5 separate regions of the Mus musculus genome follow, and all the other regions are linked to region 5. Evidence: chromatin loops called from intact Hi-C (ENCODE). Cell type or tissue: heart. All regions are shown on one strand. Region 1 overlaps Foxo3 (forkhead box O3). Region 2 overlaps Gm40630 (a long non-coding RNA gene). Region 3 has its middle 11 kb from the start of Gm40630. Region 4 overlaps Foxo3 (forkhead box O3). Region 5 holds the start of Foxo3 (forkhead box O3).

Region 1 (5,000 bases), 88 kb after region 5:
TCCCCTAGTACTGGGATTAAAGGCATGTGTCACCACACTTGGCAAAAGTGTTTCTTTTAAAAGACCAGAATCCCAACTTGGCATATTATTCTATGAGTCGGAAGCGTCTAAGAGTCAAGAGCATATGCAGTCTACAGTTTTGCCATCCTGTCTGCACGGAGAGGTTCTTGCCGTCCCTCAAGGCAGAGACAGGCAGTCCTCTGCTCTCTTTAGCCTCAGTGATTCCTGCCACAGCTCTCTGTCCTCAGCTGTGAAGTTTGAAGATTGCTGCTTCTCTCAGTTTCCCTGCATTTTGTCAGCTCAGCACAGAGGCTAGCCAACGGGACAGGCAGACAAATCTAGGCGTCAAAGTGTCCTGGAAACCAGAAGCTCTTGAGGTGCTCTGTCTTCTCAGCCAGGCCTGGAAGCTTTCCCTGACACCTGGAAAGCTCCAGCGTGCTGAGGAGTAGAGCACATCACAGTCCAGCCCAACATGTCACCAGTCTCACTGCAAGCTGTGCTTTCTGTCTTTCAGTGTGTAGAGATCGGTGCCTTTCCCATGGTTAACAACACTTATCTGTCTGTGTCCTGGTTCAGCCACCTGAACTCAATAAGCCAACTATCAGAGACAAATAGGTAGCAAAGAGCCCAAAAGGGGTGGATTATTCATTGAGGCCGTGTTGGGAAGGGGGACGAAGGAGCCAGAGACTTCCCCAGGTCTTGAGTTGGGCATGCTGACTGACAGTGGAGCTGGGGTTCAAACTGAAAGTAGGAGGTGCTTTGCTCAGCAGCCCAAGGACTGTCTCATGGCCACGCCTCCCCTGCGAGGTCTCTGACCAGTTGTAAATGTTGCTCTTGGAGATAAGTTCATCTCTGGCTGACCTCAAGGGCATTTCCTCTCCTGCAGGAGATTCCTGGGGAGATTCTAATTTCTTGGGGTCCAATCTCTCAACGGTCAGCCAAAGAGGCAGCACAAACCTCCCTCAGAGCACAGCCATTCCTCCAGACAGGTTGGTTTCACAAGGTCCAGGTTTCCTTCTGGAGAGCTTTGTCACCAAACAAACCTGCCCTCCCCTGCAATTAGAACCTCCTTGCCTGCCTGTCCCTCAAGAGTGCTCACTGCCTGTCACAGCTCCATGGCAGCGTTTGCCAAGATGGAGCTTTATACAGATGGTACCTCCTAAGTCCCCTCTCTGGCCAGCATTGCATGGCCAGTCGTAGGCCCGGGATGGGACGTGCAGAAGCCAAGCCCCAGATATACTGCCTGCCTCCGGGTCTCCCTTGCTTTTTCCGGTGATGCATTGTGTTTACCTTTGGAGTTGAACTCCACAGGAACGTGTCAAAGTGCGGTGTAGCATTTGGGTCTGGCTGCCTCTGTGCTCCAGCAAAAAGCATTAAGTCTAACAACGCACAACTGTTCTCTGAACTCTGAGAGGCCGCCCTGTCCATCAGAGGATCTCTTCCTTGTCTACGCTGAATGCTCTATGCTTGGTCCCCAGCTTGACCATGGGGTTACAGGCTGTCCTGAAACTCTCAGTGTCCAAGCGTGACGATCACAGCGCCTCACTGTACCTTGCAGTTCAGGCAGACAATTAAAATCCCAGCCAAGAGATCGCTGCTAACTAAGCCTCATGGATCTGGGAGCCTAAGAATTCCATCCGTTGCTCCTTCTCAGCTCTCATAGCATATTAGTATCAGGGTCTTCATTTCTTCTCTGCCAAGAAGATAAAAATGCTGCTGACAAACACATGCTTTGCGTCGTGAGGTTATTCGGTTGTGGGAGACCAGCAGTGGGAACCGTTACTGCTCCGAGTCCAAGTTCAAGTGGATTGGGTTGTTCTGTTTGATGTCATTCTGGAGGCCTCTCCCACTCTTAGAACATCCTGTGACTTGGTGGTGATAACTAGGCAGAAAGCAGCCTTCCCCATAGATGCCAGGGTTACCAAGGGACTACCTCTCACCAGGTGACAGCACCCACCGATGTCTTTAGAATATACCTCCTGACTTCTGTGGTCTCCCACTTCATTCCCCTTGACTCAGTAAAGAACTTTTAAAGCTTATCTAGGAGAGAAGAGACTCTTCCTCCTCCCCGTGGAGGTCACCAGGAAGCCTGACAGTGTGTCTGGTTAATTGGTACATTGCTTAGTGACTGCAGAGGCACAGCAGTGAAGCCTGCCAGCCTCGGCTTTCTTTTCATCCTAAAGTCTGGCTGGGGGAGGGGGCTGTTGCTGTTGTTTTTGTTTTTAAGATACAGGAGCATCAACGCATACAGAATCCTCACAGCTACCTAAACCAGTGTGAACGCCCAGAAAACCCATGAAACTTCACACTCATCAGGGCATCACTGAGTCCCCAGCCGTGGCTGGCTCTGTCCCTTTGCTCCCCCACTTTTTCGGTTCCTGAATGAAGGACAGGTGGGAGCCAGCAGTGAGCTGCAGAGGCTGCTCCTTCCGCGGGTCGCCGGAGTCCTCCATGCCCCTTTTCAGGATGGTTGTATTTCTCTTTCGTCTCTGTCTGGTTCCTTTACACTCTTCCTTCTATCACAGCACAGAGAAACTAAACAAAGCATTGACCTTCCCGAGGGTGACGTGAGGGTTTGCTGTGAGATGTGCCCTCTGTAGGAGCTGTTTCTGGCCCTGTTGGCTCAGCCCAGAGGCACGGAGGCAGCTTCCTGCACAGGCCTCCTGGGAGGCCTTGCCTGAGCCCCTGGAGGGAACTCCAGCACATAGTGTCACAGATGGCCCCACCCCATTCTGCAGCAAGGGGAGAACGGTGATGATCAGAGCCTCCTCTTCTTAATGATGACATTCCCAGAAGATGCTGCGGCTTCGCTGAGGGAACGGGGGTGTGGCGGCCTGGGGATTGTTGCTGGTGTGGCTTTGGACTATGGTGGGGCTTCTGACCCAATTTCCAGGCCATGGCCAGCCCTAACTACATGATAACATGTTGCGTAGCTCACTACACCCTGGATGCTTCCCTCCCAGCCTGTAGCAGCCCCAGGATCAAAGTGGGCCATATTCAACCTCTCTTCTTAGGGAATGAAGTGTGTCATCTTCCCATCATGCACTGGTTTTCACAGCAGAATAATTAGCACCAAAGGGAACCAGGGAGGGATCTGAATTAGGTAATACCTTACCAGGTCTCCCCTAGGCACTCACAGAAAGTCAGGATGGGGAATTGGGGAACTTAGTCCCCTGCTGATCAGTGGCATAGTGGTGTTAGACTGTGATTTATTAGCTCTTATTGGGGTGGGGGGACCTAATCCCTTTGAAAGGACTTTATCTTTGAGACCATGTTGGGTCATGCTTTCAGGGACCCGCACAGATGACTTAGAGCAGTCTCATCTCTACCAACGTCCTCAGATACTGGTGTCTGGGGGTTATTTTAGCTTTTTCTCCCTCAAAAGTTATCGGCCAAAATAAAATTGTCTAGCGGCTTTACACAACAGAATACTAACCCCTGCCCCACCCCCAAGGAAAAATTCTCAGACAAACAAGGGGTCTACAGAAAGAGACGGGACTTCTTTTCCCAATTCATAGTTTTTACCAATAAAAACCAAGCTTCCTTCTGCTCTCTAGTGCTGTCACCAAAGTCAGTAAGACAGGATACTCAGTCACAGGAGGAGTCTTAGAGTCCAGGAGGAGGTGGGGGGTGCGCTACACTGTGCAGCCAGAGCCTACAGTTTTCAGTTGCTCAGTCCCTTCGGAAGGCAACCTTATGGTGTTGCTTTGCTTTGTACGCCAGGCCAGCCAGCAAGGTCTCCACAGACAACAGATTTTACGTCCTGGGGTGCGGCCTGATTCCTTTAGCTTCATCTCTGAGTATATATACTTTTCTTCTTTTTTTAAAAAATGTATTTATTTTTATTTTATGTTGTGTTAGGAGTGTTGCATATATGTATGTAAGCAGACCACGTGGGTGGTACCTGTAGGGTATCAGAAGAGGGCATCAGATCCCCTGCAGTGGGAGTTGTAGACAGTAGTGGGCTGCTCACTGGGAAGTGAGCCCAGGTCCTCCTGAAGAGCGCCCAGTGCTCTTGACTGCCGAGCCATCTGTCCAGACCTTCTGGGTGTACTTCTTACTGTTAATTCTCTTAACTCGTCTGAGCTCCCCGAGTGCTCTCGGGAAACCTCCATGATGACTATGGAGGCAGAATCATGCTATTAACAAGATAGTCTGTGAGAAATATGTATTGTATGGTTGTTGGTTTTTTTTTTAATTCAAAACTTTTAATATATATATATATAAAAGTCTAATTGGTAAGATAGCTCACTTGAATCTTCCACAGTGGAAAAGCCAGGATTCCCCATGAAATCTCACTAAGCGTTGGTTGCTGACCAAGATCAGGTCACCCCTGGGCTGATGGGGAGGACACAGAGGGACCAGCTTGTGTGTCTTAAGCAATCTACATTCCAAAACCTAGACTGAACCCTATTCCGTACCTGGCTGACCCTAACTTGGCAAAAACCCACCCAAAATGTTCCTAGTGTGCCTTTCTCAGTTATCTCCCACAGTGCAGAATCACATTTCTTTTGGGCTTTTTAACTTCAGGATGCTATAATAAGAGTTAAAGGTAGTCAGTTCTCTGTGTTATCCTTAGATGTCAAACCTGAAGCACTTAGCACAGTAGCCTTAGTGCACAGACCTGGGCTCTGAGGTCAGACAGGCGGGTGTCTGGCTGACCCCTAGCTTCCTCCTCCCTGTGGCTTTCTGAATGCCCTTAATAACTCTGGATTTCTTTTCTCTTTCAGACCCTCAAACTGACGGAAGACCTACAGAGAAAACCCTTTGCCAAATCTGCTCTCAGCAAGTGGACAGTGATCCGTTTACAGCTTGACACCTTTGAGACTCCCACGCCGCTTCCCTAACCCAGCAGAGACTGTTAGCAGCCCTGGCCCTGGGTGAAGCCCTTACCCGTGGAACAGAACTCTATAACATATGCAAAATCTAACTCATCTGCAAGTGACCTGCCAGCGTGGACAGCACCCATCAGCACCCCCCACTCCTTCAGAGCACACCGG
Region 2 (5,000 bases), 210 kb after region 5:
CCTAGTGTCTCTGAAGCTGGTGAATACGGTGTCCAGTGACTTCCCTCTAATCCGTTCATTTCATCTGCTGGCCTTGGCACTCACTCCCTTACCGCACACGCATCTCCCAACTCCAGCAAAGCAGAACATTCTTTGTCCCTTTCTTTATCAGCAAAGCCTTTTCTAATCAAGTGACTGGCTTCTCCTTCCGAAGAAGTGAGCAGGTGGTGCCTCCCGAGTGCATGGGGCGGGGCCTGGATTAAGCTAACATGGTTTGAATTCCAGTCTTTCCCTTAGTGATTGGAGGCGTCTGGGGTGGTTTAGATGAACAGTGGAGGACCCTTGTGGAGAGTTTAAGGACCTAGTGGAGGCTGGGATGTTCTGACCGTTTAGACAACCTACCAAGGCTTTGTTCTACATGCTCTTAAGCAGTTCCTCCTCCTCCTCCTCCTCCTCCTCCTCCTCCTCCTCCTTCTCCTCCTCCCCTCCTCCCCCTTCTCCTTCTCCTTCTTCTGGTAGGGGAAAAAATATCTGAATTCCTGGAGATTTGCTTTCGAGGGAGAAAACCTGAAGAGCCAGCATGTTCCTTCACCTCATGTTACATCTGGGATGAAGCGTGAGTCGTAGTCTTAGAGGGCTTGGCACAGACAACAGTTCAGTTGAACCCTGGTATTCTCCTGTTTTTAATGACCTTGCCTTCCAGCCACAGTACCTTGCCACCAGCTTTTAGGTGTTTGTGCCTTGAGAAGAATTCCTCTGACATACATTAGCAGGGCTACTGCAATGTGGACCTTGGTGATCTCAGAAATGACCTTGCACGTAGGCAGGGCTGAAAGTAAGACAATCTCAGCTCTCTTGTAGGTGACTTTCCTGGAGCCACATAGTAGGATCATTGGCCTACCTCACTGGCCTCAAACCACCACGTGGGACAGACTGACAGACTGCACTGTCTGGTCAGGACGACTGTCTTCCTGAGGGACAGATCAGTTTTAGGCTCTCAAAAGCACAACACACCCAGTGAGACCAAAGTGGACAAACAGACCAGGAAGTAAGAGAGTCCCCAAGAACCCCATCCATGTCTGAGGACCATTTTAGGAGACAGCTGCTTGAAACCGGTTCTCACCAGAATTCCTTAGGCTGGGGGAGGGGGGAGGGGCGGGGAGAGGGGGGGGTGGGGTGGAGCCCCGGAGGATTTGCTTTCCTTTGGTCTCTGTCTTCCTCTTCCTCACTCCTTCAGGGTTCTTTCTTTGGAGGGAAATACATTTGCAGCAGGCTGGTCACTGGCTACCCGTGATTCCAGGATGCTTTCTGAGATATCTGCACAGTGCGCATCTGCTTTGTCCCAGAGCCTGGGTGATACTCTGAGGCTGGGGAATCGGACCTAAGATCTAACTGAGGCCTTACTTGTGGACCAAAAAAGCACATTAAAACAGACCAGGGCATCTTTCCCTCTGCCAGCATCCTTTCTGGGTGCCGGTAGGATTCTGAAAGCGTTCTGCTTTCTAACTCAGATGGAAGACCTGAGATCCGCCCAGCACTGGTTCCTTTTATGCTGAGTCAGTTTTTATAAACACTGAGGAAGCATTGTGTGGGCATCTCAGGCATTTTGATGCTAATGATTTAATCTCCCTTTGGCTCCACTAACAGCTGGGGCCAGACATACCATGCTGGTGGCTTAGAGACCCACTGGCAGGTTTGCCCCAAAGGGCCAGGAGGTTGGCACCCCCCCTCCCTTCCCAGTGCCAGCCTTTAGGCTGGAGGAAATGCAGAGGCTGGTTGCCTTTTCTTTATCTCAGTTTCCTTTGGCCATCCCATCAAGAACGGCAGCAGCAGGAGGAGGGTTCATTCATGTGTACCCATGAATATGTTGCAGTCTTCACCTCTGCTGGGTCTCTCTGAATCTTGTTGAGGAGGTCTGTGGGGGCGGGTGAGGGCAGGGCCTTATTTAGGAGAGGGAGGCCCACTGCAAACTCTGTGGGGATGTGTTGGCAAGGAAGGGAGGGGAGACCAGACAGGGACAAAGGCTTACACCAACATGAACGACTTTTTGCAAACAGGTTGATTCTCAGCAGCTTTATCTACCTCATTTTGCTTATCATGAGCAACTGTCTGCTACTTATCCATTCTGCAAGAGGATCCTAGGGCAGCTTGTGGGGAGCAGGTGCCACCCCAGCTTCTGGCTCTGAACTGTTCCAGGTCACGTTTCTTTCTTCAGTTCTACTTAGTGTCTGTGTGCCCCGCCCCCACCCATGAGCAGACCACCGAGGAGAGGAAACGGTTAACATTAGGAGACACTAAAGATACAAGTGTCACCTACAGTCCTGAGGGCTGTGATCCAGGAACCAGGATGAAGGGAGACTGCCACCTACGGGCCAGGTTCCAGGGATGTCCACGTGTGGATTCTAAGGGACGCAGAAGGCCTTCCAGGAATGGTTTGCTAGTTGCTCTTTCTGCCAACACACTAAAAACAAAACAAAACCAAAAAAAAAAAAAAGTGATTCATACAAAGAGGCATTTTCTTCCTGATTTGCAAAAGAAGTTTTCCCACAGGCATGCCATTTTTTAAAGCTAAGAGCTGTCTACACCTCTGAACTCATCATCCAAATTCAATAGAATGAGGTGGGTGCTCCCAAGCTTCTGGCCTGGGGTACAGCTCGGTGGGTAGGGCACTTGTCTGGATCCTCAAAACCTTGAATTGAATCCCTAGGACTGAAAACACAAACAGCCAATTGCACATAATGGAGCAGCTGTCCACTGCTGTCGGCTGTGAGGGTCCGCGGAGGACCCTGATCCAGCACAGCGCCTGGACTGTGTGGCTGCTTGTAGGAATGAGTCCCTGTGATGAATCAAAGACAAACAGCATCTTGCGGCACCATCCCAAAAAAGTAGCAGGAGAAATAAGGATCAGACAACTACCGACTCCACGACAGTAGAGTAGTAGGGTGTGAGGGCCTTGGAGAATGGGCATGGGAAAAAGAAGGGTTGTCTCTCAACGTAGAGAAGAGCTTTACATACAGTAGAGCCCTTGAACTCGGAGCTAGACTGTTGGATGAGGTTAGCTCTGCTCCCAAAGTGAGAAAGAAAAGTCACAGAATGTGAGCGTGGGCTACTGTGTTACGGCGGTCCCAGTGTGGATTATACCACTGCCCTTTGTTATCTAAGAGCAGTGTGTTTGTGGGCATCACACCCCACCATTCCACAGTCTGCCGTTATGTAATCAGATCTGACTCCACACTATCTACTCAACACTGAATGGTTAAACAGCCTGCTCTTGTTGCAGAGAAGGGAGGAATCCAGGTGTTTGGATGAGGGAGTGGTTCTAGTGTTTCTTCGTGGTTTTGAGTGTGTATGATGTGGGTACCTGAAGTCGTGTGTAAATGTGCATATTATGTGCGATGGGAAAATTAAGGGAAGATCATGGTTCTCTTCTACCAAGCCAAAAGATTTAGAGGCTGTGGCCAGCATGGCAGCTCATAGAGCAGGCCAGACTCATCCCTACAGCCATCCCTGCATCCCAGGGTCGTCCCAGAGCCATCCCAGAGCCCCACTCATTGAGAGTCATCACCAATTGCTTAGGAAAGAGAAACTAACAGGTAACACCAGAAACTTCTGGAAACCATTCAGCATTCTTTGTACAAATTTTGTGGCCAGTTCTCATGTTGGCCTCATTTGGTCTCAAGTGTGTCTGGGTGCAGCTCCGTGGTAAGTGCTTACTGAGCATGCCCAAGGCCCTTGGTTCAACTCCCACCTGCAATAAATAAAGACATAAGTCAGACGCTGTGGAGTGTAAGTTCCAGGGCCTCTCCAGACAGTGCGGTATTAGCACAGCTGGATTGAAGGGCCTTTTCCTTTTCATGGATGTGCCTAGCAACCAGGAAGATTGAACGTCTGTACTGTGTACTGATAAGCAATCCGTACTCTTGTTTCATGAACTTTAAATTTCATATAAATCATGTGTTACTTTGCTTCATTTTTAGCTAGTTATGCCCGTTGGATTTACCCATCCCAGAGCCATCCAGCTGACCTGGCTCACTCACTGTGATGAACGCAGTGTTGAACTGCTTCTGTAACCACACTGTTCTCGCTCCTTTTTACTCCTGTGGGTCAGGCGACTTGCTTTCACGGTTAGCTATTTCAGAATACTGAAAAGGACATTCTTCCAGTCCCCATGTCTCTGGACACACGGAAGTGGAATTGTTGGTCAGCTGTTAGCTTCCAAATGTGTCCCTGTGTTTCTCTCCATTCTAATCACCTGCTGGTACTGTCTCACTTCTGGGGGGCATGAAACAGCTTCTGATTGTTTTAATTTGCATCTCTCTGACTTTTAATTTAATAGCACACATTTTCATGTGACCACAGACCATTAAATGTCCTCTTCTGCTACCTGCTTGGTTGCAGTCAGCTGCGGTTTCAGTGTGAAATGTCTCCCACAGCTCTTATTTGAATGTTTGGTCCTCAGATGGTGGCATTTCAGGGAGGATGTGGCGGAGGTGGGGCCAAACTGGAGGAAATGGGTCACCACTGGTAAGTCTAGTAGGTTAGAGCCTGGCCTGCTTCCTGCAGGCTTTCTGCTTCCTGACAGCCAGGCTTTCTGCATGAAGGTGAAGGCACTCCTGAACCAGGAGCACAAATCATTCCTTCTCCTAAGTCCTGGACAGGTATGTGGTCACAGTGACCAAAAGAATAATTAACACACACACACACACACACACACACACACACACAATTTTATACATTCTTTCTTTTTTGGAGGGTTGTGTTTACTTTTTCTTTATAACTTTTAAGAATAGACTGTATACTTTTTATAGCGATTGCTTGGCAATGTGAGATACAGATGTCTTCACCAAGTCTATGTTTGTCTTTTCACTTTGTCAGTGGTATACTTATCATGAAAAACCATTTCTAGCAGGGCATGACGGTACACTCCTTTAATCCCAGCACTGTGTAGGCAAGGGAGGGTGATTTCTGTGAGCTTGAGGCCAGCCTGATCTACAAAGCAAGTTCCAGGAGAGCCAGGGCTA
Region 3 (5,000 bases), 180 kb after region 5:
CTGCAGCCTTGGTTCTGAACACACAGCTCGAACCCTGTGTCCCCAGCAGACCCTCACACCACACAGTGCCAACAAACGCTGCCTGGAACACCTCCACTCGGATACGAGACCATTGCATGTTAGGAACTGCAATGTTTTCATTGTATGGAAGGTTCTGCTTCTTCAGAAATATACTTGCTTAATTACAGTAAACAAAGACTTTAAATAAATTGCTATCATCATACCTCAGCATGTGAGTATCAAAATATGTCTTTGTATCATATTGTATCAGGCTTTGGATTATAATGTATCAAAAGTTGCTCTTGGAGTTGCTAAGTTAAGATTTATTTGAAAAAATTGTTGAATACACTTTGTTGAATACAATTTGGGGCAGAATTTCTGATAATTCTGCCATTTGGTACTACGTGTTTAAGTCCTCTCTCTCTCTCTCTCTCTCTCTCTCTCTCTCTCTCTCTCTCTCTCTCTCCTTTTGAGACAGGGTTTCCCTGTGTAGCCCCCTGGCTATCTGGAACTTGCTCTCTAAATCAGGCAAGCTAGCCTGGAACTTAAATACCCACCTGCCTCTGCCTCCCAAGTGCTAGGATTAAAGGTTCGTCCCACAGACACACTGAAGAGTGGCGTTTCCTTCCCCGGGCCTGCTTTTCCTATATATTTCTCTTGAACTCCCCTGACCCAGGGTGGCTTTCTCTAATTCCTAAAATTACTTGTGCAAAAGTCATTGGGAAGGCTGGCTTTGAGGTTGCCGACCGCTTTTCCTTTCCGGGGACAGGAATGTAAATGAGGCCACGGGACCACTTCAGTCCTAATGGGGTTTCAGGGCCAAGAATATGACATTTCAATGGTTAATTCTTCGGTAGTCTTATGCTTCACTGGATAGCCGTGCTTGGCGGCGGTGACCAGCAGTTCCTTCGTAGAAATACTCTTCATGTATGCTCTCCTCGCGCTCGGTTCTTTCCTCCGACAGCCGCTGCTGCCGGGCTCAGTCTTTGCTTCTCTTCACCACCATCACTTGCTTCTTTGCCAGCACCAAGCTTGCTGGTGCTTCAGTCATCCCCCTACAGTCACACGTTCCCAGGTTTATCTTTAGCCTGGACCCAAGACTCTTTCATCCCACTGCCCACTGGGCACTTCCCCCTCAGACACTGCATGTTCTGAACCACATTCCTTACTCTTTTAGGCCTGCCTCACCCACAATCTCAGTAAATCTAACTCCTAGTTTCTTATGCTAAAGGACCATTGGCTTAACTTGCCACGTCGTCGTGTCGTCGTACCATGAACAGATTCTTTAGGCTTTACTTTCAAATGTGTGGATCCCCAGCAGGCAGCGCCTCCTGCTTTGAGTGGTGGTGAGCTTCGCTCAGAGACCTTCCTGCTCAAGTGCCTTCCAGCCATGCTCTGTTCTCCGTAGAAGACCTGAGATGAGCTTCACACTCACGGTCACATTATCCACCAGGCCCACAGTTTTCCAAACTCATTCAGAATTGAATGCAAGCCCCTTTCCTCTGTGATTGCCTCTCTCATCTCTTCTGGCCTCTATCCGTCCCTGAGACACTATCCACCTCGCTGTTATGTGCTCTGGTCTGGAATACAGAGGGGCAGAGTGAAGCTTCCTCGGTTTCGATCTCGGCTCACGTGTGCCTACGCCCATGCCTTTAGCACCTTGCACCACTATTTATTATTTATTTTTGCTTACTTGTTTTTTCTTCTAAAAAATATAAGCAAGGCAGGGACTTTAGCTGTTTATTCTGTGTCTCCAGACCCCAGAATGCTCAGTTCCTCCCTGTAAGGTCGGGAAGTATTTTAGATGTTCAACGAACATTTGTAGAAGGAAGGAAAACATGGCTAAGTTGGGCAGCTGGAGCCTCATTGCCCTAGATGAGGAAACCTGTTCTGCCAGCCGAGTTTTGCATGTGTGGTGCATTTCTGGGAGTCCTTTGTCCCTTTTTATTCCCCGACTGAATTTCATCTCAAGGACCTTGTCCTCCAAGCCTGCACATGCTCTCCCTGGGACTGACTTAGTGACCTTTCCATTTCACAAAGTCAGCATGGCCAATGTTTGATGATGTCCTACTTGAAGCTGCGGACAGAGTCTTCTCATGTGGCCCAAGGCACCCTTCTGCATCACAGGGAGAGCTAATGCCCCGTTCAGATCTTACCAGGGCCTGAAGGAATAGATCTACCCTGTACTCCTTTTGCAGAAATGCGGAAGGGGAACCACGGAGCCTTGTGCTGAGGGTTGGTCTGTTGCTATGTATTGTAATACTAACTTTGCAAATCTAAGCCTACGAGTCACTTTTCACGTTTACCAGCTGTTGTTGTGCAAACCTTGTTTCTTAATTTAAAACTATTGGTTAAATAAAAATTGGCCACAGCCAATTCCTGGGAGGATTAGAGGTAGGTGGGTTTTTGAGTTACCTGGTTGAGCATGGGAGAGAGGAGAGAATGAGGAGAAGGAGAGATGAGAAGCTGCCATAAGGGTACACAGGCCATGAGCACATGGCCAGGAGAAACAGCAAGTATTTGGGGACCACCACTAGGGAGGTAGCCAGGCCAGCAGTTAGAAAAGTAGATTAGGGGTGACCCCCAATAATTGTCAAAGCCAAATAAAATAACCACAGTCTGAATCACATTCATTCATAAGCTAGTCAGGCAAAAGTTTAAAAAAGTCATACTATAGCCAGGACAGGCGATGGCAGAGGCCTGCAAGCCTGTCCAGTCCCAGAATCCTCTGGGAGGACTGAGCAAGACTAGCAGGTTGTTCAAGAGGCCCTGCTGGTTGGTGCCCCTGCTTTCTGACCCTGGCAGTAGGGAAGGCTGCTGGAACCAGAAAACATGCAGGCTCGGTTGATGAAAAGCCTGTTTATTCCTAGTACACTGGACACTTTGTTCAGGAAGTGCTCATCCACTTGGAAATGTTGCCCTTGTCACAGTGCCAAGGTCAGTGCCTGCTGAGGCTATCAGCAGTGTGTGTGCCAGCTCTGGCTGGGCATTTTATTAGGTGTACGGCTTCCCTGGGAAGTGACTACAGAACACGGGATAGCTAATTTCTGTTTAATGCTCTCTCCACAAGCGTGCGTGAAGTTCCATTTTTATTGGGACTTTGAGAGGTAAAACATATAAAGAAAGGAGTAAGTAAATAGGTTAGAGCACAATGAACTCTCTAAACAGGAGTTTTGAGTGACACGATTCACTTTATAGTTCTCCACAGACACTCAATTATTATAATATGCTCATCTTTGCAAAGCGTTGGACCGCTCTCAAAAGTGTCTTATATTCCTCCTCTTCACTGAGGCTCAACTCATCCTTGTAAGGCAGGGCTGTGTGGACCCCCTTTTTAGGTGAGAAAATGGACTCTGGAAACTGAAATGGCTTGGATCGAACGACAGACTCAGAATTAAACAATAGACAGTGGAACCGCACGTCAACGCCCCAATCTCTTCCAGGCCAGGTTTGATGCGCCTATCACATTATGGTGGACTGGACATGCTGAGGCTTGTGAGGGGGCATCTCACAGCTGTGGATGTATGTAAAGGGTGGTTGTATCAGCTGTATTAACTGTGCCTTCCAAGTTAGAAGGTCCAGGACCCAGGTGATAAACAGCACCTCCCCCAACCCCCGCCCTTCTCTGGCAACCTTGTGGAGACTCCACGTGCCGAGTGACAATGATAATCCACCTTAGTGTGCTGGCACCCAGGGAGGCCAGCACCCCCTGCAACAGCCCATGACTCTTGGAGGGAACTCTCCATCCTGGGCTGCTGGAGAGAAGCACTCTAGTGTCTGCTCCACTGTATGGGCTCATTGTTGATCGGGGCAAGCAAAGTTTCTGTAGGAGTGGTCTGGTCCTATCTATCCCCTCCCCGATGTGCTGCACATGGCCACGCTTTATCATGCTGTGACAGTGTAGGCTGATTAAGTCTGGGAGTGCTGGAGAGCCAAGGAATGTAACTAATAATGATGAGAGGCAGTTTCTGGAAAACATTGAGACTATTTAGAGCATTTAGATGTAAGCTCTAGGGCAGAACTCTACGTGGGTTAAAGATAACTGTACCAGGGCAGCGTTTGTTCTTGATTCTTATTTACTCTTTTTATGGGTATTTATTTAATGTATATGAGGGTTCTGCTTGCATAAATGCCTGCAGGCCAGAAGAGGATGTCAGATCCCATTATACATGGTTGTGAGCCTTCATGTGGTTGCTGGGAATCAAACTCAGGACCTCTGGAAGAGCAGGCCAGGGCTTTTAACCCTGAGGTTACTTGTTCTTAGGCTCTGAAAAACCAAATCCATGTGTTTTGATTGGAGAAGACTTAGGAGTTTTCATTCACTGAACACTCGATGGTCAGAGAAGGGATCACGTTTGTGGATTCTCCTGACCCGAAGGCAGGTCGGGCCTAGCGTCAGGAGCCCTAGGACTCCTGTGCTTGGTCAGGTGAGTACGGTGTTCTGTGTAAAGGCATGATAAACTCGCTGGCAAGCTGGTAGACAGGGTTTGGGAATCAAGGTGTACACCAGGAGTTCTAGGCCTGTCAAGGAGTGCTCAGTGGGTGGTGGGTGGCACTTTCTATAGAACGGAGCGACCAAGTGATGAGGGAGCCAGCTACAGGAACAGAGGCAGGCAGGTGAGTGGAAGGCAGAGGCAGGAAGGCTCAGGTGTAAACAAAACAAAAACCAGGACCCAGAGGCCATGGGGATTTCATCTCGGCAGATGTGCTAGGACAACATGGCTGGCTGAGGGGGGGGGTATCTGTGCAAAGGAAAACAGATGTAGGAAATCCTACTGCTAGGAGATGGCTCAGTGTGGAGACTGCTTCTACCCAGGCCTGAGTTTGATCTCCAGCACCCACATGGTGGAAGGAGAGACCCAGTCCCCACAATTTGTCCCTTGACTTCCACATGTGTCTGTACTTATACACACACACACATACACACACATGCACACACACATGCACGCACACACGCGTGCACACACACACATGCACTCATTCACACACATGCACTTACA
Region 4 (5,000 bases), 71 kb after region 5:
ATACTCCAGGGCTCCCCAAAAGCACATCACTTCTGAAATAACAAGATATCGGAGAACAGGTTTTTTGAGTTGTGCCATCCAGTTGAGCTGAAGACAGTTGTGTCTGTGTGGAGCTCAAGCCGGCAGAGTTCACAGGAAGGGAGCGAGTGTTAGCCGGAGCAGGAATCTGGCTTCCTGGATTTGAGCTGTGGGCTGTCATGTCAGGTTGAACCCACTACCCAGCACCCCCACGCCCATCCCTTCAGTGGTTTCTGCTGCTTTGATGCCAGAAGAGGAGCAGCCACGTTTGCAACACTAATGCAGTTTCTCCTGGAGGTTCTGATTGAGCTTAAGCAGAGCACCCTGCCTGTTCTCACTTGCAGGCAGAAGACATCATATTTTAAGATTCACGTAATTTTGAAGCAGGCTAATCTTTCTCTCTGGCTTAATAATAGGCTAATTAGATGTTTTAAATAGTATAAAGTGAGGTCCCTGTTTCAGATTAAGCCTCGTCCTAGCAGTCCAGGGTACTTGGAGACATTTGCCCGATGTGTCTGGCATGAGGATCTGTGGTACCATACCAGCTCTTCGAGGACCTGATTTTAGACCTCCCACGGACAGCCAGGTAATACTGCTTGGACTCAGTCAGTGGCTAGTTTCCCTCGGCACAGAAGCTACCATATACGGGAAGTGTTTGTAGCTCAAGCCCTTTGGTCCCTGTTGGTGCAGCCTCTCTCCTCAGTGGGTTTGGTAATTGGGAAAACACATGGTAGAAGAACTTTGGAGTTAGCCAACAGGCTGGATTCGCAGCACCAAGGCTCACCGGACACACTCTTAAACTTTCTTCTCTCTCAGCTTCCTGCTTGTGGGGAAAAGAAAATAAGATGAGATGTGTCAGGGACTCCTGGCAGGCAGTGAGCACATGTTCTTCCTTCAGATTGCAGTAAAATACACACTGCTGTGAGTTTCCCTTCGTGTGCACTTGCTTGGCGCCAAGGTTTGTTACTTGTGATTTCGAGTGAGTCTCTAAGTAGTGAAGGCCCCATAGCCTTGCAAGATGAACTAAAAGGAAGCTCTATCTCAGCTAGATCTCAGCTGCATCTACCAGGCCTTGCACCACCGACTGGCTGGTCTATGCCCTGTCAATTTGTTGGTCTCCCCATCCCTCTACTAGAACCTTCCGTCTGCGTCAGCATGTGCTATCTCCTAATACCCTGGATGAGACCGAGAACTCGCAAGCAACCTCAGTGCCATTCCAGACTTACCCAGTGGGCGCTTACTGCACAGCACAGCACTCGTGAGGCCCTCACCTCCCTCTCACAGCTCACTCACCTTAAAAGTGCAGCTCAGACCAGTCCTGTGGCTTCTGCACCCTTCCCACAGAGCCAGTGATTAGATGACAGCATTCTGAGTACTCACTGTAAACCAGGTTCCATACAGGGTTGGTGGGTGGGTGGATGGATGGATAGAATGGATGGATAAGATGGATGGATGGATGGATAGGATGGATAGGTGGGTGGCTGGAGGGAGGGAGGGAGGGTTGGGTAGGTGAGTAGATAGATGGGTAAGATAGATGGATTGTGTCTTTGTCTTGTATATCCTGTACTCTCTTCCTTCAGTATACCACTGTGCTGATATTGTTTCTGGGTGACATCACCTTTATGCCTCAAGGCCAGGAGATGGTATGTTCACCTCAGCCCTGTTACCACTTACTAACTGACTGAATCCAAGTCCGGCCTTACAGTCTCATCCCCGTTTTCTTGCACTGTAAATATGGCTGCCGTTTCCCAGTGCCGTATTCCCCTGCATTGTACCAAGTGTCTAATGTCACTAAAGTGACTCTAAACCTTCTGCTGTGTCCCTGAGTTCTAGATGTGAGTTTCTAATGTCCATTTTTCATCCATTTCTATACATAGTATGTTTCCAAACTGGAAAAAGATGTAGCTTTTTTTTAAAATCTCAGGTAAAGTTTGGGTTGATAAAAATTATGTTGTTAAACACTGCAAAAATAAATTTCAAGACTGTTTTGGGATCCCTTGGCTTTGAACTCTCTAATACATCGATTTTATCTGGCTAGATAACCATGGTTTTAAAGGGAATTTCAGCAGCATGTATTTATCAAGTCTCTCATGAGAGAGGGAAACAATTTGAAAACCTCAGGGAAGAATACATTGAAGAGCAGAGTTGGCTAAAAGCTGTGGTCTAACCTGCTCTGTGGAGGAGACATGTGAACTGGGTACCTGTGGCTGTTTCCTTGGTCTGGGGCCCGGACTGTGGAGTGGGAAGTGTGAGGCCTTGGGGAGCAGGGGAGGAAGAGGGCTGGGCGGCAAGCCGTGGGTGTGGGCAGAGGTGCGAGGCTGCCAGGGATCTGTGTGTGCCGCAAGTGCAAGCTTGGCTGGAAGGAATGGAATGTTCCCTCTTGCCCTCCAAGAGCAGAAGCAGCTGTGGGACAGCTCGGTGAAAAACCAATGTATATTATCACTCTTGTATTAAAATAAAGTCCACGCTAGAAAGCCCACAGCACGGCGTGCGGCAGCATGCTGGCTGCCTCCACACTAAGGAGACTTTGCCTCCCTGCGAGGATTGTCTCCTCGGCCGCTTCTCCGGCCAGCTCTACCTAAGACAGGCGAGGGGGAGAGCAATCCTGGCTCCGCTCATCGGAGCACTGCTCTAATCCTGCTATCACTGGCTGTCTGCATGACAACGTAGAACATGCTTCCAGAGGACATCTGTGGGTAGAGAATTACTGTCAGCAAATTTAGCGGGAAGTCTTGTTTCTAGCTGGAAATACAATCCCTCTGCCAAGTTCTCAACAACATTTATTTTAGAACATCGTTGTTTTTTAAGGCCCTTTAATGGTTTAAACTTTTAAGACTGTAGACAAGGGTAAGGCTAGAAAGAGACTAACTTGTCTTCCACGTCAGAGTTGATTGCACAGTCCTTCTGATGAAGGGTTATTTACATTTTTATCCAGCTGAAAGGTTTATTTTTTGGCCACTATAGATAGTCCATATGAAAAAAATGTTTTTCAATTTCCAGGCCAGGGTTAGGCTCTGACACTCGTCTTTGTTTTCATTCATCATGGTGGTTAGTCCAGAGGAGATAGAGTCTGGAGATGAATGCAGGTGAGGGCAGAGCCAGCTAAAGGGGACAGTGACAGGGTGAGTCTAAGTCTTGGACTCCAGTGATGTCACTGGGCTGCTACCAGACCTGAGGCACTGGGAATCCGTGAGTGGGATGCTCTAGGGGGAGGGGACTTCAGTGGGTTTCATCATGACTACTCATTAGCATAACTGGGGGGACTTCAGAATACCCAGGCCCCAACTGGGCCATGGTGGTACCCTGGAGGCAGAGGCAGGTATCTCTGAGTTCAAGGCCAGCCTGATCTACACAGTGAGTTCCAGGACAGCCAGGGGTACACAGAGAAACCCTGTCTTGAAAAAACAAAAAAATTTAAAAAGTAAAATACCTAGGCCTCAGCACAGGTATTGAATCAGACCTCTGGGAAGGGACATGGGGGAGGAAAGTCTACCCTGGGAGTCTCAAACAGGCAGCCAGACTGCAGAATTACTAACGAGTAGAAACCTGGAGTCTCGACTGAAACCTTTGACAGGCCCTGTCCGCCCAGCCAGCGTTTCCTGTAGCTGCCTCTGTATGTGGCATGTCAGCCTCTGCGGCCTCAGAGCTGTCCACGCAGCCATTGCCACCCGTAGGTCACCAGGAGCAAATAGTAGAATCCAGGCATCGAACAGCTTCGTTCTAAATAGCCAGTGCCCTCGCATCAAACGCTGAGGCAAACTTAAAACATGGGTTCTGCATGAGAGGCGGATGAAGACTGCTGGAGACGAGCCATCTGCAGTGTCTCCCGAGTCTAGTGGGCAGTGACGGGCTCATATGTTGACAGCCATTACACATTTGGTCTCTCTCTCTCTAGACAGCCCAGAAAATAAAAAAGAGGGGGAGGGGGAGGGGGAGGAGGAATTAGAATTGTCTTTGCAAAAAAACAAAAACAAAAACAAAAAAAAAAAAAAACAGGGCTTTTAAGAGTTAAATTGCACAACCTTTTTATTTTTAAAGTGGGTAGATTTCTCCTTGCTGTTGCTGGGAAAGATAAATTGGAACCACATGTTGCTTCCAGACAAACCCTCTCTGTGTTCCAGGGAAAGCATGCGCAGCTGGTGTCTGGGTTAGCAGAGTTTCCACAAGGTAAACATGGCTTGGAAGGAGCTGAGGTAGATGCAGGAGCTGAGGCAGATGCAGTGAGCAGCCGCTAACAAGTGTCTAGTTTCTGGCACTGCACCCTAAAAAACTTTTACAAGTTTGTGATCCTTTCTTGGAAGGCACCGCCCTCTCACCTTTTGACTCAAAAGCACACGATGCTCAGAAAACAGTAAGCTAGGGTCCGAGATGTCTGACTATGAGATCTGCTGTTGAGACTTGTGCTTGGCACTCGGCTAGGGAGCATTGCGTGCCGCACATCATAGCCTCCTCGCAGGGATCCCAGACATAGAGCGCGTTTGCTCCTGCCTTCTCCAGAGGGGCAGTTGAGGTCCCCATCACAGCACTGGGCCTGTCTCCTCCATGGCTACCTTCCCTGGCTTGCTGTCCTACCCACCCACTCTGTAAATGAGTGGTGAGATTCTCTGCAGCTCTAGGCAGCTTCTTGCCGACTCCAGTCCTGTTTTGAATCCACCTGTCTTCATCATGATTTGGCATAGTTAAGGGTCATGGACACCTTAGCCTCTGCAGTGAATGCATTTTGCAACAGAGAATTGTTCATTACATGAAGAAAATAATTATCCAATCGTAACCAGTGCAGTCACCTTTATGTTAATGTCCTCTGGGTGGGTCGGGCAAAGGTGACCCACACGGTGCAGTCAGCATGCCTGGAACATCAATCCCAGCAGGTTGCCTCCTCCACACACCTATTGCATGTCTCCTGGAAGGTTGGCCACGAATTGTGGCCACAGTCACATTTGCCAGCGTGGTTACTAATTAACCACATCACTGAAGAGGCGTAA
Region 5 (5,000 bases):
ATGGAAATATATTTATTCGTAAATGGGCCGAGCCATGCAGCCCGAAAACCTGCACCAAAGGACTGGGGATATTTGTAGCAAGGTCACAGACCACGCAGGGTGTTAAGTGTCCACCTTGTGGTCCAGGTGTGTGCACCGGTGTGTATCTAAAGCAGTTGCTTTGTTCTGGTGAAGGCAGGAGCCCCAAGAGCACGCAAAGGAGGCAGCGTTTCTCGGTCTGCGCCCTTGGTCTCTGCAGCTGCTTGGGCAGCGCGAGAATCTCGCCGTCCAGATGCGTGGTCCGGACTTCTGGGCTATGCGGGAAGCGGGTTACGGGCCAGCCTGGCTTCCTTGCAAACAGCGCCCGGGGAGGCCGCGGCAGCGCGGGCCTCGCCGCGTCCCTCCGCCGACGCGGGCGGCCCCACGCGCCAGCCGTTCAGCCAGCCCCACATTCCATCTCAAAAATAACACACACGTGTGCTGGTAAACAAGCGCGCCAGCCGCCGGGGCTGCGCGTCCCGGGCGAGCCCGTGCAACGCGCCCCCTCCTCCCGCACGTGCCGCCGGGCTCCGCCCACGGGCTTTGCGCAACCAGGCTCCGCCCCTCCCGTCTCGCCAGGGCCCTGGGGTCCTAGAGCCCGCCGTGCTAGCAAGCTGGCCTCGCCGAGGTTCTCAAAGTTTCTCGCCCTGATAGAGCGTGCGGCTCAGATCCGCTCCCTACCTCCTTTCCCTCCTCCCTGCACAGTCCTCCTCTAGTCCTCCCGCTGTCTGCGCGGCGAAGGCTGCCACTCAGCGCGCCTTCGCTCTCCCTCCCCTCTGTCCTTGCAATTTTACTCGATTGTTTATTATTTGCTGGGGGCGGGGGCGAAGAGGAGCGAGAGGCGTCTGGAGCCCAGAGACTGGCGGCGGCGGCCAGTCAGCGCTCGGCGTGGCTTGACGAGGAAGCCGCGCAGCGAATGGCGATGCGGCGCAGGGCTCCGGGGTCACGCGCGTGTAGAGACAATGACATCATCTGTTTGTACGCGTCGAACTAGCTTGGTGCAGGGGCGGGGGCCTCACGTCACTTGAGTGACGGATCACGCGTAAAGCCTGGAGGCCGGAGTTCCGGGGTGGGCGGCCTCTGCAGGCTCTTTTAGGCTGGCTCTTTTGGGGTATTGGGTTGTTGCGGAGCCCAGACTTTAGCTGCAGAGACCGAGAGGGTTTTGTTTGGAAAGATACGTATGAACCAGAATGCATGGTAGACTTTTGGTATGCATGTCGCGTGTGGCGCAGAAAAGCACACAGTACGGCCGGGAGGCACGGATCGTGGGATAAGGGATTGTGAAGGTGCGATCTGAAGTCTATAGACTTAGAAAAGTCAAGCACGTAATCAGCTGCTTTAGCATAAGAAAACTGTTGCCCGCTTCCAGTTAGCTATCTTCTGCTCCTGCGTTCAGGACTGGGGCGCACTGCACTTTTCTTCCTGAGTTGCACTTTTCCCACTTAGCCTTAAAATCCGTGAAAAGCGAAGCACGACTGTCGCCGGGTGTCCCAGGTGAGGGTCCAGTGACACACCTTTCGGCGCGATCTTCGCCGGCCAGTGTTTCCACGCCCAGGTAACCCTTGTCACCTGCGGCTGCCGGCTTAACCCGGGTGTTCCCTGGTGTCAGGTTCTAATAAGGAACCCGATACTGGGGCGGGCTCCGACCCCACGCACCCACGGGCAGGCCACGGGCCCACGAGCCAAACGCAGGGCCCAAGGCTGAGAGCGCGGGGCGGCGCGCAGTGGTGTGTTGTCTGACCTGGCCTCCCGTCCCGGGCCAGCGTGGCCGCTGAGGTCCCCAGGAGAGCGCGGGACCCCAACCGGGAGGGCTGCGGAGCCGGCCGAGTCCCGACCCGCGCGCGCCCGCCCCCATTCCCGCAGCCCCGCGCAGGCGCGAGGGCGCACACACGCGCACTCCCACACGCACGCACAGCAGCCCTCCCGGCCCCCGCCCCAGCCCTCCCCCTGGGCGGGGACCCGCCCCGCCGTCATCCTAGGTTGAGGCTCCCTGTGAGTGGCTATAACTTTGTGCTGCTGCCGCGGCCGCCCTGCTCGTGGAAGGGAGGAGGAGGAATGTGGAAGGCGGCGGCGCAGCACAGGCTGACAGGCGGTTCCTCCGGCGGGCTGCGGCGGCGGCCCGAGAGTCCCCTCGTCGCGGTGCCCTGGGCTCGCGCGGAATCGTACGCCCTCCCGCCTCGTTCCTGAAGGGAAGGAGCCGAGGTAGGCGCCGGAGCTTTGCAACGGGGCGGCCGCCTTTCCAGTGACTCCGGATCTGTTTCCGAGCTGGGCCAGGCGCTTCCCTTTCCCTCCCCGTGACTCGGTGTGCTCCCCCCCTTCTCTCCCGCTAGTGTCTTTAAAGGACTTGAGGGAAGGGGGAACTGTCAAGATGGCAGCAGCGGGAGCAAGGAGGTGATGAACGGTGCTGGTCCGGGTTTTCATGCAGTCCGAGAGATTTGGCGCTTCCCGACCTGTTGGAAGATTTATGTTCCCACTTGCTTCCTCCTTCCCGTTTCTGACCTGGAAGGGGGCGGAGGGCCCCACGTCCCCAAGAAAATACATCTCAGATCTTCTTAGTCCTGCGGGGTCGGCCCTCTCTCTCTCTCTCTCTTGTTGGAAGTGATCTTGGCAGGTCTGCACCCAGACCCCCACGCTCTCCCTGCTGGTCCGCGGGCGGAGAGGAAAAGACGGGAGTTGCCCGCGCCAGCCCTAGGGGGCCTCTCGCCTGGGAGGGGTGGGGGGGATCGCAGGGCTGGGGAGCGGGAGAAGAGCCCAGGACTCTGCTGACTTGCCCTGCGCCTCCGCGGGAGGCACTTGAGCGAGCCAGAGCCAAACATAAACAAACGCACGCACGCACGCTCGCCCTCCGACCACTGCGGAGCTGTTGGGGTCCGGAGGCCGCCCACACTTAATGGCGCGGCCACCCCTCCCCCGGGACGCCCCTCCCCCCTCCGCCCCGCCATCTAGTCCGGGAGAGACCTGCGGTTCTGGCGACGGCAGCGGGGGAGGGGGCTGCCCCGCGCGGGGCCGTCGATTCGCTCGCGTCTCCCGGGCGGCCAGGCCAGGGGGCGGCGTCTGCTGCGCCAGGTTCGCGGGACGCACGTCCCCAGGTCTATCCGTTCTAGGTGGCGGCCGCGGGCGAGGAGTCTCCGCGGACTAGGCTCCAACACAGGATAACCAACTCTCTCTTCGCGCTTCCCTAGGTAGCTGGAGCTCGAACCTTCGCGGTGCCCCGTTCCTCCCCCGCCGCACCCAGCCTGGGCTCGAGAGGAGAGAGCAAGAGCCCAAGCCGCGGGCGGCGGGCAGGCGGCGAAGATGGCAGAGGCACCAGCCTCCCCGGTCCCGCTCTCTCCGCTCGAAGTGGAGCTGGACCCAGAGTTCGAGCCACAGAGTCGGCCACGCTCCTGTACGTGGCCCCTGCAGAGGCCGGAGCTGCAGGCGAGCCCGGCCAAGCCCTCGGGGGAGACGGCCGCAGACTCCATGATCCCCGAGGAGGACGACGATGAAGACGACGAGGACGGCGGCGGCCGAGCCAGCTCGGCCATGGTGATCGGTGGCGGCGTGAGCAGCACGCTGGGTTCCGGGCTGCTCCTCGAGGATTCGGCCATGCTGCTGGCTCCAGGAGGGCAGGACCTCGGGTCGGGGCCAGCGTCCGCCGCAGGCGCTCTGAGTGGGGGCACGCCGACGCAGCTGCAGCCTCAGCAGCCACTGCCACAGCCGCAGCCGGGGGCGGCTGGGGGCTCTGGGCAACCAAGGAAATGCTCCTCGCGGCGGAATGCCTGGGGGAACCTGTCCTATGCCGACCTGATCACCCGCGCCATCGAGAGCTCCCCGGACAAACGGCTCACTTTGTCCCAGATCTACGAGTGGATGGTGCGCTGTGTGCCCTACTTCAAGGATAAGGGCGACAGCAACAGCTCTGCGGGCTGGAAGGTGCGTGCCTATCAGGGGCTGGTGGTCGGACCTGCCAGGCCTTCGCAGCGCCAAGCGCGTATCGAAGCGGTCGGTTTGCGGCCGTCCAGAGAGGGCTGGCAGAGGAGCTTCGCTGTGAGCCTTTGGGGTGGGGGATTCTTTTCACTCCTATAGGAGGGAAGCCTGGGGATGGCCTCAAAGTGGGAAGGGAGGGTCCTGGGCAAGTTTTGGGCATGCCCAGATGAGTAGGCTGTGGGCAAGGGACACTAAGGAGGAAGGACCAAGACATTTGTATGTGCTGGCTTACCTCGGCTGCGGGGAGGAGGTAGCTCCGCGGCCAACTTTGGAATACAGGAGGTGGAAGTGGGATGCACCGAGGACATTGTGGGTGGAGGGAAGGCGTGTGTGGGGGAGTGTTTGGGACAGCGTTCAAGGCAGTGGCAGGAGCATGATACTAGCAAACTGAGGATCTTTGGGTCCAACTTGTGCTTGTGGGTGTTGACACCAACAGGCAAATCGATCCCATTAGAAAAAGCAATGATTGCAGACTGTTCCCTGGCCGGCTCTCACGCCTTTCCTCACACACCTTTGCTCTTGAGAGACGTCACTTCAGCAAGCCTGCCAGCAGGTAGCCTCTGAAATGCTTTGGGGCTTGAAACAGGTCGGGTTTGTCATCTAAAAGTGTGCTGGCTACACCTGCTGCTCCGCTGGAGGTCTATGCTGCTGTAGGCAGTGGTTGAGGCGGGGTTGTCACGTGTCGGGGACTCCGGTCAGAGCTTTGCCTCTGTGGGAGGGAGGGAGGGAGGAGGGGAGGAAAGGAGGGAGGGGAGGGCTGATAGCAGGGTTGGGCCATAATGGCTTCTATCTATAAAGGAGCCAGAGAGACTCTTCTGTTCCCTTTCAGCCTCTTGGGGCACCCGACACGTGGTAGGGAGAGAGGTGAGGAAAGGCCTATGATGTAATGACTTCCTGCAGTTGGGCATCCAAAGAGATTGACTCCTGGTCCCCTGCCGGGCTCCCCTGCTCTTCAGGGCACCTCCAGGCCCATTCCCCTGAAAGCAGCCACAGCCCCACGTCCCTGGAGCGAAGTT

Evidence for each region. Hi-C counts contacts between places; a loop is a spot of excess contacts. Peaks named below come from ENCODE experiments on the same cell type or tissue, not always from the same donor. Only the 100,000 strongest peaks of a DNase experiment are listed, where the experiment ranks them.
Region 1: a loop joins it to region 5, with 2.5 times the contacts of the local background. A loop is called at or near these places in 7 of 42 quality-filtered maps.
Region 2: a loop joins it to region 5, with 4 times the contacts of the local background. A loop is called at or near these places in 7 of 42 quality-filtered maps.
Region 3: a loop joins it to region 5, with 4 times the contacts of the local background. A loop is called at or near these places in 5 of 42 quality-filtered maps.
Region 4: it touches region 5 in a loop (4-fold over the local background); 9 of 42 quality-filtered maps call a loop at or near these places.

What each region holds. Positions count from the first base shown.
Region 1 is chr10:42,186,026-42,191,025 of GRCm38, reverse strand. It overlaps Foxo3 (forkhead box O3), which reads left to right. Exons shown (of 4, transcript NM_001376967.1): 4 at 4,731-5,000. Among named protein-coding and RNA genes, the nearest start is that of Gm38485, 86 kb to the left of the region's middle. In heart, no CTCF peak of the experiment used is centred here; DNase peaks (open chromatin) are centred at 393, 1,775 and 2,815; H3K27ac peaks cover 1,435 bases.
Region 2 is chr10:42,068,158-42,073,157 of GRCm38, reverse strand. It overlaps Gm40630 (a long non-coding RNA gene), which reads left to right. Exons shown (of 5, transcript XR_871601.1): 3 at 499-4,637. It overlaps Gm51798 (a long non-coding RNA gene), which reads right to left. Exons shown (of 3, transcript XR_003948997.1): 2 at 2,297-2,440. Among named protein-coding and RNA genes, the nearest start is that of Gm40630, 11 kb to the left of the region's middle. In heart, a CTCF peak has its summit at 2,346 (motif pointing left); no DNase peak of the experiment used is centred here; H3K4me3 peaks cover 311 bases; H3K27ac peaks cover 1,392 bases.
Region 3 is chr10:42,090,582-42,095,581 of GRCm38, reverse strand. No RefSeq gene overlaps it. Among named protein-coding and RNA genes, the nearest start is that of Gm40630, 11 kb to the right of the region's middle. In heart, no CTCF peak of the experiment used is centred here; DNase peaks (open chromatin) are centred at 2,201 and 2,891; H3K27ac peaks cover 2,576 bases.
Region 4 is chr10:42,202,646-42,207,645 of GRCm38, reverse strand. All of the region lies in intron 2 of Foxo3 (forkhead box O3), which reads left to right. Among named protein-coding and RNA genes, the nearest start is that of Gm38485, 70 kb to the left of the region's middle. In heart, no CTCF peak of the experiment used is centred here; DNase peaks (open chromatin) are centred at 2,355 and 4,168; H3K27ac peaks cover 1,467 bases.
Region 5 is chr10:42,273,746-42,278,745 of GRCm38, reverse strand. It overlaps Foxo3 (forkhead box O3), which reads left to right and starts at 2,051. Exons shown (of 4, transcript NM_001376967.1): 1 at 2,051-2,220; 2 at 3,201-3,930. The coding sequence starts at 3,313. Gm38485 (a long non-coding RNA gene) reads left to right here and starts at 3,937. Exons shown (of 2, transcript XR_380269.1): 1 at 3,937-4,848. In heart, CTCF peaks have their summits at 1,092 and 2,784; DNase peaks (open chromatin) are centred at 575, 995, 1,995, 4,665 and 3 weaker places; H3K4me3 peaks cover 5,000 bases; H3K27ac peaks cover 5,000 bases.